Linked DNA regions of Homo sapiens: region 1 is linked to region 2. Evidence: chromatin contacts called from ENCODE Hi-C or POLR2A ChIA-PET data. All regions are on one chromosome and are shown on one strand. Each heading gives the region's core, a stretch centred on a gene start or an enhancer-like site at or near the end of the contact. The rest is flanking DNA. Distances are from core to core; before and after follow the strand shown. Region 1 holds the start of INKA1 (inka box actin regulator 1). Region 2 holds the start of CSPG5 (chondroitin sulfate proteoglycan 5).

The links. Hi-C counts contacts between places; a loop is a spot of excess contacts on that map. ChIA-PET counts read pairs that join two places held with the same protein, here RNA polymerase II (POLR2A).
Region 1: a map of posterior vena cava shows a loop between it and region 2 (20-fold over the local background). The contact joins the promoter of INKA1 here to the promoter of CSPG5 in region 2. A Hi-C loop is called at or near these places in 1 of 168 maps with a recorded cell type or tissue (posterior vena cava). POLR2A ChIA-PET finds 5 or more read pairs at or near these places in 1 of 52 experiments (activated T-cell).

Annotation. Positions count from the first base shown.
Region 1 is chr3:49,800,501-49,806,506 of GRCh38, reverse strand. It overlaps INKA1 (inka box actin regulator 1), which reads right to left and starts at 3,246. Exons shown (of 2, transcript NM_203370.2): 1 at 3,064-3,246; 2 at 1,477-2,326. The coding sequence starts at 3,114. The coding sequence ends at 1,520. It overlaps UBA7 (ubiquitin like modifier activating enzyme 7), which reads left to right. Exons shown (of 24, transcript NM_003335.3): 22 at 342-434; 23 at 510-610; 24 at 1,070-1,298. The coding sequence ends at 1,199. MIR5193 (microRNA 5193) reads left to right here and starts at 262; the gene lies at 262-370. It also overlaps a transcript of CDHR4 not described here. RefSeq lists enhancers at 1-10, 1-291 and silencers at 2,970-3,409, 3,800-3,849.
Region 2 is chr3:47,576,182-47,582,373 of GRCh38, reverse strand. It overlaps CSPG5 (chondroitin sulfate proteoglycan 5), which reads left to right and starts at 3,509. Exons shown (of 5, transcript NM_006574.4): 1 at 3,509-3,777; 2 at 4,446-5,541. The coding sequence starts at 3,681. RefSeq lists an enhancer at 2,180-2,884 and silencers at 4,009-4,058, 4,099-4,158, 4,209-4,298, 5,901-6,192.

The sequences.
Region 1 (6,006 bases), core at 1,997-4,496, 2.2 Mb before region 2:
TGTCTTTGAGGAACAAGCAGCTTTATCAGAGGCTGCAGGGGCCCTGCTCTGGGTTTCCTCAGGAAGCACCACCCCCTCATCCCCCACTCTCACAACTGGCCCATGTGATGGATCGTCTGTTTCCCTGTGCGGGCCCCATAGCCCCATTTCCTGTGCTGGCCCCGGCCTGGACGGGGAGGGGGCTGAGACTCTGGGCCCAGATCCCACCTCCCCCCCACCCCCCACCCCCTGGCTCCTGTTTCCTGCTAGTCCAGCTCTTCCCCTAGGAAAGGCTGCTGGTAACTGGGATGGGGGTTGGGGGGAGGTAAGAAGTCTCTGACTCCTCCTCTACCTCATCCCAGTTCCATCACCTGAAGTGGACCTCTTGGGACCGTCTGAAGGTACCAGCTGGGCAGCCTGAGAGGACCCTGGAGTCGCTGCTGGCTCATCTTCAGGTGTGCCCTGTTGCTACCCCAACCCCCAGGCTCAGCCCAGCCCGGCCCAGCTGGTGTCTGACCTTTCTCCTCTAGGAGCAGCACGGGTTGAGGGTGAGGATCCTGCTGCACGGCTCAGCCCTGCTCTATGCGGCCGGATGGTCACCTGAAAAGCAGGCCCAGCACCTGCCCCTCAGGTGAGCCCACTTGGGGCTTTAGACAGGCCCCACCAGTCCCTGGAGGCTGGGGCTAGGGACCACACTGCCTTTTGTCTTCCCAGCCCCATTCTGGGCCCCTCACACCTTCCCAAGCATTCTTTCCCCAAATGGAGCCAGCAAACAGGCTGGAGGTGGGGTGAGGGCCGAGAGCCTGAGGAGGAGTCTTCAGGAGCTGCCTATTTGGCCAGCCCCATGGGCTCCCCACATGCTGCACAGCCCCCCTTTCACAGCCCACTCCCAAGGGACCCATAGCTTCCTGCCTCCTGCTTGCCTCATCAGCTGCTCCTAAAATAGTTTCAGATGTTTCCTGTCTTGAGCAGCTCCTGCTCCTGGCTTGGGCTCCTGACGGCCTGCCAGCACCCTCTCTAGTCCATGCCAGGCTGCCTTCTGCTTGCCATGGCTCACCTCTCCAATCTCCCCTAAACCCACCCCTACCAGGGTGACAGAACTGGTTCAGCAGCTGACAGGCCAGGCACCTGCTCCTGGGCAGCGGGTGTTGGTGCTAGAGCTGAGCTGTGAGGGTGACGACGAGGACACTGCCTTCCCACCTCTGCACTATGAGCTGTGACAAGGCAGCCACCCTGTCACCTAGCTCAATGGAGCCCCGGATCCCAAGCCCTGCATTGTAAGCCCACAGTAGGCACTCAATAAATGCTTGTTAAAGGAAGGCATTGCAGAGAGGATGGACGATAGAAAACAGTGCACTAATGCACACGGGTGTGACATGGGCATGACAGGGACCTTCACACAGAGAAAAAAAGCTCTTCAGAAGATTTGTCTCCCTGGGCAGTGCCTCACAGGGCTGGGGCTGCCTCTTAGTGCCTCAGGGGTATGGAGCCAGGACAGTCTAGAAAAAAGGCTTTTATTGTCCCAGGCTGGAGGGCAGGGTCAGAGGTAGCTGACATCATTGCAGATGATGGGCTGGCGGCTACGACAGCTCATGAGAGCTGCAAAGCGTGAGACATCCGCAGGCAGTTCAGGTTCTGGGCGAGGTGGGCATGACAGCCGCTTTCCTGCCATAGCTGTCCGCCGAGCCCTGGCCAGCCGGCGCCGAAGCTGCTCAGAGAGGCCAAGCAGGAACTGAGGGGGCCGAGCACGGGCACGGTGCCCACCTCCGTCACCCCCTTCACTCCCTGTCTCAGGCAGCTCCATCCAGTTGTGCACCAAGTCAGCAAAGCAATTGTCCCCTAGTACCAGGGGCTGGCGACTGCGACCCCTGTTCAGTAGGGCTGCTGTCCAGTCCTCTGCTTCCAGTCCCTGCCAGTGCTCCAGGCAGGCGTCTGGGGTGGACTTGGGCCGTGGATGGTGGACAGGTGGTACACTGGCTACAGGGGCCCTGCTGGGCATGGGGAGGCCACTGACTGAGAGGCACTGCCTACGAAGGGGCTGTGCTGAGGGTGCTGGGCGCTGGGATACAGGCAGTTCTTCCTCTCGCCATGTGCTGCCTGACACCTCCGAGAAGCCAGAGTCCCAGTCCAGGGCATGCTCCCTGGGGCCTCCCAAGGCTGCATCCCTGTCTTCTGTCACCACTGCTTCCTCCTCCTCCTCTTCCTCCTCCTCCACACAGCAGACTGAGTCCTCTTCCAAGGCACCCGAGGCCCTAAGCTGGTGGCTGGGCTGCACATCTGGGCCAGTTTGGGAGGTTGGCTGCAGGGGACCAGGCATTGAGGGTGAGCCTGTGTCCCGACCACACAACTGAGGGGAAGAGAGGGCAGAAGTCGGAGAGGTATCACTTGTCACCAGGCCAGCCCAGAGAACAGAGGGTCCAGGAAGGTTAGATAGGCCTGCTGGCCTGGGCAGCAGGGTGTTAGTGAGCACAGGGCAGGCATAGGGGTGCTGGCACTCGAAGCTGGTGTGGTTCTCATCCACCGACCTGGTGGCAGTCTGGCAGGCTGCAGCATGCAGGGCCGGGCAAGTCGGCACCCGCCACCAGGGCGGGCGGGCAGGCAGGCAGGGTTGCGGGCCTGAACGGGGAAGTAGGTCCTGCCCAGGACTGGAGGGGCATCCCGTGCCTATTGGGGGATTCAGCTCCCAAAGCCCAAAGCGTCTTTCACAGAAAGAGCGCTTGCTAGGTGAGGGGTAGAGAAGGGAGGCATAGGCCAGCCTGAAGTAGGGGGCGTTCACAGCAGCGCCAGCACCTCGTTAGTCCCTTGCCGCCCCATGCCCCGCCCCCAAAGAAGTCCCCCTTCCACTCTCTCCTCCCGCGCCGTTCCAGCAGCACGGCCAGCTGGATGCTGTTATCTGATGCTCAGCTCAGTTCCCAACCGTCCGAAACCCGACGCGGGCCATCTGAGCCATATGCGCCACGCCGCCCCCACCCCGCCTCGGACCGGCACGCTGGAGCCACCCCGCACCCGTCTGTTGTTCCGGCCGGGCGGCAGCCTGGCATCCCGCACGCGTCCTCACTAACCACACCCGCTCCCGAGCCTCACCAGTTCCCAGCGGAGCTGGCTAAGGAAGCTGTCAAGCCGAGCGCTGTGCATGTCCATGCCAGGGCCCCCACCGAACCTACTAGCTCCTCTTGGAACCCCGGCGGAGCCGCGCGGAGAGGGCTGGGAGGGCCGGCCAGCGGCGCCCTCAGCCTCCGCCTGCCTGCGCGACTCCTCGCTCTCCGTAGCTCCCGCCGCCGCCGCCCCGACATCTGGCAGCCGCGCCCCGCCCCGGCCCCGCGGCCAAAGGGGGCGGGGCTAAAGCCCGGCGTCCCTCCCGACTCCGCCGCGGTTCTGGGTGGGAAGGGCGGGGTCATAACTGGAAGCCGGACGGGGCCGGTACGGGGACCCCCCGAGCCCCCAGACTGTTGAGTGGACCCTGCGTTTGCTGCGTGACGCAGGACAGGTCGCCTCCGTGCGGGGGCCTCATCCTCCCCGTTTGTTCAATGGTGAAATAGCGGTCCCTCTCACGGGGCGCCGTGCTGCGTCCGCACATAGGCAGAGCACCCCGGATGGTCGGACCCAGAGAGGTTGTGGACCCTCGGGGCCTGACCCACGGGACCCATTCGTGAGGCTGGCCTTGGCACTCCCTGAACGGGATGGAAGTGGGGTTCAGCCCGTCTGAGGACTCAAGAGAGGGCGGGACTTTGTGGCAGCGCACCGGCGGGGCCTCAGCCGCGTCCCAACCGAGCTAGACGGGACTGCCCTCTAGTGGGGAGTGCTTGGCTAGTCGCGAGTCCAGCGGCGACGCGCGACCGTCGGCATTCCCTTTGCCGGTACCAGGTGCAGACTGAGGGTCGGTGCTGAGGCTGCTCTATCAACACAGGCTAGGCTCAAGGGTAGTGTAGCTGCAGACAGACTGGACATACCAGCAACAGGAAAATACCAGGGAATGAGGGCCGTGGGCTAGCTTGGGGAAAGTCAGTCTCACAGGAGGTGACATCAAGATGCAATCAAGAAGAGGGGCATTCTGGCCGGGCGCGGTGGCTCACGCCTGTAATCCCAGCAGTTTGGGAGGCCGAGGCGGGCGGATCACGAGGTCAGGAGATCGAGACCATCCTGGCTAACATGGTGAAACCCCGTCTCTACTAAAAATACAAAAAAAATTAGCCGGGCGTGGTGGCGGGCGCCTGTAGTCCCAGCTACTCCTGAGGCTGAGGCAGGAGAATGGCGTGAACCCGGGAGGCGGAGCTTGCAGTGAGCGGAGATCGCGCCACTGCACTCCAGCCTGGGCGACAGAGTGAGACTCCGTCTCAAAAAAAAAAGAAAGGAAGAAGAAGCAGGAGGAGGAGAAGGAGAAGAAGGAGAAGGAGAAGAAGGAGAAGAAGAACATTCTAGGCAGAAGGAGCAGCCAGGGAAGAGACCCCGACGGACAGGAGCTGGACAGGGCCAAACATAAAGAAGGCCCAGGTGTCTGTGATTGGTGGTGGTGGCAGGAGGGAAAAGGTCAGCAAAACCAGGCTCTAACGGCCTTAGAGCAGAATGTGGGTTTTGTTCTTGGTGTGATGAGGAGCAATGGGGGCCTTTGAGCAGGAATGACCTGGGCTAGCCCTTGTTTAGATAATCCCAGCTGCTTTCAGAAAAGGATTCTGCAATAAGAGTGGAAGTCCCTGCCCTCATCCAGGCAACGAAGGGGAGGGCCTAGGCCTGGGCAGGGCAGGTGCACTGAAGGGGGTCACTTTGGGGTATGTTTTGGAACTAAAATCAAGTCTTGCTGATGCATGGATGTGGGCAGGAAAAGAGGCATCAAGCATGACTCCTACATTTCTGGCATTAACAGCTGGTTGGATGAAATTGCCATAAACTGATCTGGGAAAGACTGGAGAAGAGTGGGTTTGGAGAGGAAAATCCAATGATCATTTATGGACACGTAACCCTTGAGATGCCTGTTAGACATCCAAGAGGAGTTGCAGAGTCAGCTGCTAGGTGTATGACTCTGGACTTCAGGAGAGAGATCAGCACTGGAGCCTTGGATCTGGGAGGCATAGTGAGTGAATGGATGGTATGTAAGGCCATAGGCCTGGATAAGGTGGGGTGGGAGGAAATCAGTGTAGTCAGAGGGAGACAGCAATCGGGACTGTGCCCTGGGACATTCCATGAGGTGGAGGTAGGGGAGATATGAAGCAGAGCTATCAAAGAAGCTGAGCAGGAACAGCCAGGAGAAATCTGAGAATGTGGGGACTCAGGACCCAAGGGGAGCAAGCATTGAATGCTGCCTAGGCAGTGAGGGTGAAGAACAAACCACTGGATTCGGCAGTGCATAGGTCACTGGGAACCCTGACAAGGGCAGTTTTGTGTAGAGAGGGACAAGCCTGATTAGAGTGTGTGGAGAAGAGAGTGAGGACTGAAGAACTGGAGATGGCAAATAAAGACAACCGTTTTTGTTTTTTTTTTTGAGACAGGGCCTCACTCTGTCACCCAGGCTGGAGTGCAGTGGCATGATCTTGGCTCACTGCAGCCTCCATCTCTGGGGCTCAAGTGACCCTCCTATCTCAGCCTCTCAAGTAACTGGGACTACAGGCATGTGCCACCACACTCAGCTAATTTTTTTTTTTTTTTTTTTTGTAGAGACAGGGTTTCACCATGTTGTCCAGGCTGGTCTCGAACTCCTGATCTCAAACGATCCTCCTGCCTCAGCCTCCCATACAGGCATAAGCCACCGTGCCTGGCCAGAAAACTTAAAAAAACTGACATATAAATACAATAAATAGACAGATCTCAAAGTTACAGCCCAGTAAATGTTAAAATCTGTAGACACTTGTGCAGCTGCCACCCAGATATAGAACATCCTCAGCAACTCCTGGATGCCACCTGGTGCCCTATCCAACTGATATTCCCAACGGTAACCAGTATTTGTATTTCTATCATAAAGGATTCCTTTTGCTTGTTGGATGTAGACAACTTTTTTTTTCTTTTTTCTTTTTTTTTGAGACAGGGTCTTGCTCT
Region 2 (6,192 bases), core at 2,260-4,759:
GGAATGAAAAGCCTCCATATTAAAACGAAAGGGTTTGGAATCAGGGTCTTAGTTCAAATCCTGTCCTTACCACTTCACTAGCGTACTCTTGGACAAAATTGCTAATTCTCTCAGTTTGCAGATGTGTAAAATAGGACTGACGATATTTGTAGTGTGATTGTGAAGAATAAGGCAAATTAGCACAAGGAAAACTAAAAACTCAATATGTTTGTGTTAGCCTGTTTGTGTTGCTATAAAAGAATAAAGAATATCTGAGATTGGGTAATTTATAAGGAAAAGTGTGTTTGGCTAACGGTTCTGCAGGCTGTACACAACATAGAGCCAGCATCTGCTTCCAGTCAGGGCCTCAGGAAGCTTACAATCTTGGCGGAAGACAAAGGGGAGCCAGCATCACATGGTGAGAGCAGGAGTGAGAGAGAAAGTACTAGGTTCATGTAAACAACCAGATCTCACATGAACCCATGAAGCAAGAACTCATTACCTCGAGCACCAAGCCATTCATGGGGAGTCCACCCCCATGACCCAAACACCTCACACTAGGCTCACGTCCGACACTGGATGTCACATTTCAGCATGAGATTTGGAGGGAATAAAACATCCAAACCATATCAATGTTAGTGGTTAATACTGAGGACTTAAAGCCAGGAATTTCCAGTCCACACAGCTATGCCCCCAGCCATGGCAACTGGAGCACTCCTCTGGACTGCAGCCCCCTGGTCAAGCCGGGGGTTTTTCATGCAGTCGGAGGCTGGCTGCATTCGTGGCAATGGACCTTGAGCCTACCTGAGCTCTGGAGGCAGGCTGCCAACCCAGTAAGAACCTCAGAGGCATGAAGAAACTGTTGACACATAAAACATCCCTGATGCCCAGGTGCAAGAGACATAAATACGGGGACATGGATATAAGGACGTCAGTTTCCCTTTCTTTCACTCTGTGGTTCCTACATCTTCTATCTCTTCTTTACCCTACCACAGTCCTGTGCTCAGAAGAAATACTCATTTGACTCTCTGGTTACCAAGCATTTTCACATATGAGAGACAGGTTGCTAACTCAAAGTCACGCTGCAGCTGAATCCTGCCCTTCCCATCACGTTCCACTGACTGAATTTTCCCATTCATCTTGTGGAGGTGTTACCCAACCAAGTGTGCTATGCTCAGTTCTCAAACTGCTAGTGAGATCCACTAGGGAAGATCAGAATGAAACTGAGTGGCAACAATTGATTTAAAGTCTCAAGTTGGGCCGGGCACGGTGGCTCATGCCTGCAATCCCAGCACTTTGGGAGGCCAAGGCGGGCGGATCACCTGAGGCCTGGAGTTCGAGACCAGCCTGAGCCAACATGGAGAAACCCCGTCTCTACAAAAAATACCAAATTAGCCGGGCGTGGCATGCCTGTAATCCCAGCTACTCGGGAGGCTGAGGCAGAGAATCACTTGAACCCAGGAGGCAGAGGTTGCAGTGAGTCAATATCACACCATTGCACTCTAGTCTGGGTGACAGAGTGAGACTCTGTCTCAACAAAAAAAAAAAATTCCAAATTGAAGGAAGCGTTAGCAGACTTCATCTCCAGGAAAGGGAAGAAGAAGATACTTAAATAATTAACAAAATATATTTAAAATGAGTGGGAGAACTTCCTCCATTAAACCCTGTTGAAAATGTGTGAGTGGTTGTCATGCCCCAGACATCAAGGAACCCATCCATGAGGTCTTCCCACACAGACTGGCCTCAGGAAGGGAAGGAGGAGGTAGGCCGCTCTGACAGCCACAACCCGAGTTGAGGAAACAAGCAAAGGAACACAGAGAGTCTACATACAGTAAAAGGTGACAGGAGTTAAGCTGCACACAAGGGAAGCAGAGATGGGTTGGAGGCAGTTAAGGGTGCGTTGCTGCCTCTGTGGCTGAGGTGAGTGCAAAGCCCTACATGGTCCCCTGTTTAGAGAAGGCTATTGTTTCAAACATATTTTACTTGGTCCCCGGAGGCAGCATGAAACTATGAAAGAAAGAGCCTTACCCCTTTTTTCAAGGCTCTCCAGACCACAGTTCTGGGATGGGTGTGGGTGGTTGCCATTCGTTCATTTATGCCTGTCTGATATGGAGCCTCCCTCTGTTACCAGCCCTGTGCACTCAAGTGCCTTGCAGTCCAGTGAGGAATAACTGTAGATAAGATGAGATGATGGGCATTAAGTGTAACTGCTGAGAAGCCTTCATAGAGGGAAAGGTGATAAGAACTGAGTTTTTCTGGCATGAGGAGTTTACCAGGCAGGAGAGGTGGAGACGCTAGGCTAGGCAAATAGGCTGCAGCCATAGTTCTGCTGAGAAACAGGTTTTGAACCAAGGCAACTCCATCTGGAGATATGTATCAGAAAGATTAGGAGATAGAATCTCCATCTTGGTCACTTATTTGGTCTTCTAAGACAGCAATGGGACCGTCTCTTAAATACTGGAGTTGTCCTATCTCCTTGGGCTGATACCCTGAACTGTCATTTGGGTGAGTAACACATTAAGGGGTAGACGGTCGGTTTGGGGGAATAAACTAAGTAACTAGGTTGCGGTTCCTCCTGCCGACTAAGCAGACCTCCTGGTGCGTGGTCTTGGGTTGCCCTGTGAGCCCTGAAGCTGTGAATGGGCCCCACAGATCACTCTAAAGCCAAGCATCCATGTGTGCCCGGCTGGGGATCTAGACCCCCCTGGTCTACCCAGGAACCTGAGTTTTGGTGGTCTGAGACACCTGGGGGACGACGTATCCCGGAGAAGGGACCAGGATTAAAGGCCGCTCCCCAGGCTGCCCGGAGACTAGAAGGAAGGCGAGGTAGCCGCAGTCCCAGGGAGGGTCTTACCCCTTGCTCCCGGGATGCGTTATGGCGGGCCTGGCTGTGCGAGATCTAGGCTAGTGGCTTTGGCTGCGAACGGATTAGATCTGATCCGATTAGAGCCTGGGCGGTCGGCTTCGCCCCCTTGCCAGGCTCTGCCAACGCCCGCCCCTCCCTCGTGGAGACCCGGAGACCTCCCTGAGAGCCTTCCCGCCCGGAACACGGGATTGGTGCAGAATCCGAGAGGCTCCATGCGCCCCGGGCCTGGCTTGTTTCCACAGTGGGGGCTCGTGCTTCCGCCCCCTGCGGCTCTTCTGGACCCCGCCCCGACCCTGCGGGTAACTGGGCCCGCGACGTCCCCGCCTCCGTGCTTGCCGCGTGGCGGGTGGGTTCCTCCGGGTCGGGGCCCCGTGCCGCCTGTTCACCTGGGGCGGGACCGTGGCCCCATCCCACAGGTCTCCCGCCCGTGCACCTGCCGCCTAACGCCGCGCGCCGCGCCGTGCGCCTGCCTCGCGCTCCCCGTCCGCCTGCCCCGCACTCCCCGTCCGTGTGTCTCCTAGTCCCCAGCGAGGGGTCTGTCTGTTCCCCTGGCAGGCTGACCAAGGGGCCGGCGTCACCGCTACGTGCGGCGGGGCCGGCGCGGCGGGCGGGGTGAGGGCGGCGCTGAGCGCAGCGGCGGCAGCGGCGGCGCGGGAGGCGGGGAGGCGCGGCGCGCCGGGGACAGCGGCGGACGGCGGCGGCGGCGGCATGCGGCTCCTCGCGCTGCCCATCGTGGGCTGAGGCGGCCGCAGAACCGGCGGGAGGCGCGGCGGCCGGGCGAGCCGAGGGCGCAGCCAGCCGGGCGGACCGCGGACAGCGGTCGGGGCGCCGCGCCATGGGGCGAGCCGGGGGCGGGGGCCCGGGCCGGGGGCCGCCGCCACTGCTGCTGTTTCTGGGGGCCGCGCTGGTCCTGGCCTCTGGGGCCGTGCCGGGTAGGTATGACTGCGCCCGGGACCCCCGCGGCCCTCGTGCCCCACCCAGGGCAGGGGTCCCGCTGGCGGCGGGGACAGGTGGAGCTGTGAGCTGTGGCAAGGGGGCGGGGCACCGCCTGGCCGCGGCCGGGCGGCGGAATGGTCCCAGGAGGTGGTGGGGGTCCGGGAAAGGCCGACCCGCGTGGGGGCCGACCCCGGTTGGGGTAGCCGGGACCCAAGCGCGCGGGCCGCGGTGCGGACTGGGGGCGGGGCCGGGGGCGGGGCCGGGGCGGGGCCGGGGCGGGGCCTGAGGGTGAGACTTCGGGGCGGGACCTGGAGCTGAGGGCGGGAGCCAGTGGACGCGGCTCAGGGTGGGTTCCCGAGGGTGAGACTTATGGGTGGGCCGAGCTGGGGGCCGCCCTGGCCTGGCTCTTCAGACGGCGGGGCAGGTCGGGCGGGGCCGAGCCGCGAGGCGTTGGGCGGGGTGTGATCCTCGTCTTGGGGGCAGACTCCGGGACGGGGCTTAGAGGTACCGGGTGGCTGGGGTCACACTGGGGCGGTGGGGTCTGAGGGTGGCGAGGTCTGGGTTGACCAGGTCTAGGCGAGCGGGCCTGACCGGGGCGGGCCGGGGCTCCAGGGCTCCTCAGCGCGCCGCCCTGACGTCCCGCCCCTTGCCCTCCCGCCCGCAGCGCGTGAGGCGGGCAGCGCGGTTGAGGCCGAAGAGCTGGTGAAGGGCAGCCCGGCGTGGGAGCCGCCTGCCAACGACACGCGGGAAGAAGCCGGCCCACCAGCGGCTGGGGAAGATGAGGCGTCGTGGACGGCGCCCGGTGGCGAGCTGGCCGGGCCAGAAGAGGTGCTGCAGGAGTCGGCTGCGGTGACCGGCACCGCCTGGCTGGAAGCTGACAGCCCAGGCCTGGGAGGAGTGACCGCAGAGGCGGGCAGCGGCGATGCCCAGGCCCTTCCAGCTACGCTCCAGGCTCCCCACGAGGTCCTCGGGCAGTCAATCATGCCCCCTGCCATTCCTGAGGCTACAGAGGCCAGCGGGCCACCCTCCCCCACCCCCGGCGACAAGCTGAGCCCAGCTTCTGAACTCCCCAAGGAGAGCCCCTTGGAGGTTTGGCTGAACCTGGGGGGCAGCACACCCGACCCTCAAGGGCCAGAGCTGACTTACCCATTTCAGGGCACCCTGGAGCCCCAACCGGCATCAGATATCATTGACATCGACTACTTCGAAGGACTGGATGGTGAGGGTCGTGGCGCAGATCTGGGGAGCTTCCCAGGGTCACCAGGAACCTCAGAGAACCACCCTGATACTGAGGGAGAGACCCCTTCCTGGAGCCTGCTTGACTTATACGATGATTTCACCCCCTTCGATGAATCTGATTTCTACCCCACCACATCCTTTTATGATGACTTGGATGAAGAGGAGGAGGAAGAGGAGGATGACAAAGATGCAGTAGGAGGTGGAGACCTAGAAGATGAAAATGAGCTTCTAGTGCCCACTGGGAAGCCTGGTCTGGGGCCCGGGACAGGCCAGCCCACCAGTCGGTGGCATGCTGTCCCTCCACAGCACACTCTGGGGTCGGTCCCCGGCAGCAGCATCGCCCTCAGGCCCCGCCCAGGAGAGCCAGGCAGGGACTTGGCCTCCAGTGAAAATGGCACTGAGTGCCGCAGTGGCTTTGTGCGGCATAACGGCTCCTGCCGGTCAGTGTGCGACCTCTTCCCAAGTTACTGTCACAATGGCGGCCAGTGCTACCTGGTGGAGAACATAGGGGCCTTCTGCAGGTAAGGGCATGGCAGGCAGGTGCATAGGGACACTGAAGAGTGTATGTGAGGCCGACTCAACAGAGGGCAGCGTAGCCGGGCGCGTTGGCTCACGCCTGTAATCCCAGCACTTTGGGAGGCTGAGGCAGGCGGATCTCCTAAGGTCAGGAGTTCAAGACCAGCCTGGCCAAGTTGGTGAAACCCCATCTCTACTAAAAATACAAAAAATTAGCTGGGCGCGGTGGCAGGCACCTGTAGTCCCAGCTACTCAGGAGGCTGAGGAAGGAGAATCATTTGAACCCGGAGGGTGGAGGTTGCAGTGAGCCAAGATCGTGCCACTGCCCTCCAGCCTGGGTGACAAAGTGAAACTCCATCTCAAAAAAAAAAAAAAACAAAACAAAACAGAGGGCAGCGTGACAGGCACAACTTGCAAGAGGTTGTACAGTCGCAGGATTCCCAGGTGGAGAAATGTTCACTCAGGCTTCTTCTACAGAATTACTTGGTAAAATGCACTTCCTGTGACCTTATCACTAGGAGAGGTTCCTCAGAAATAAGATTATGTCTTTCCTCTGTGTGTTGTGTCCTTACCCAAACCCTCAATTACAAAGGCAAAATGAGGCCGGGCGTGGTGGCTCACGCCTGTAATCCCAGCACTTTGGGAGGCCGAGGTGG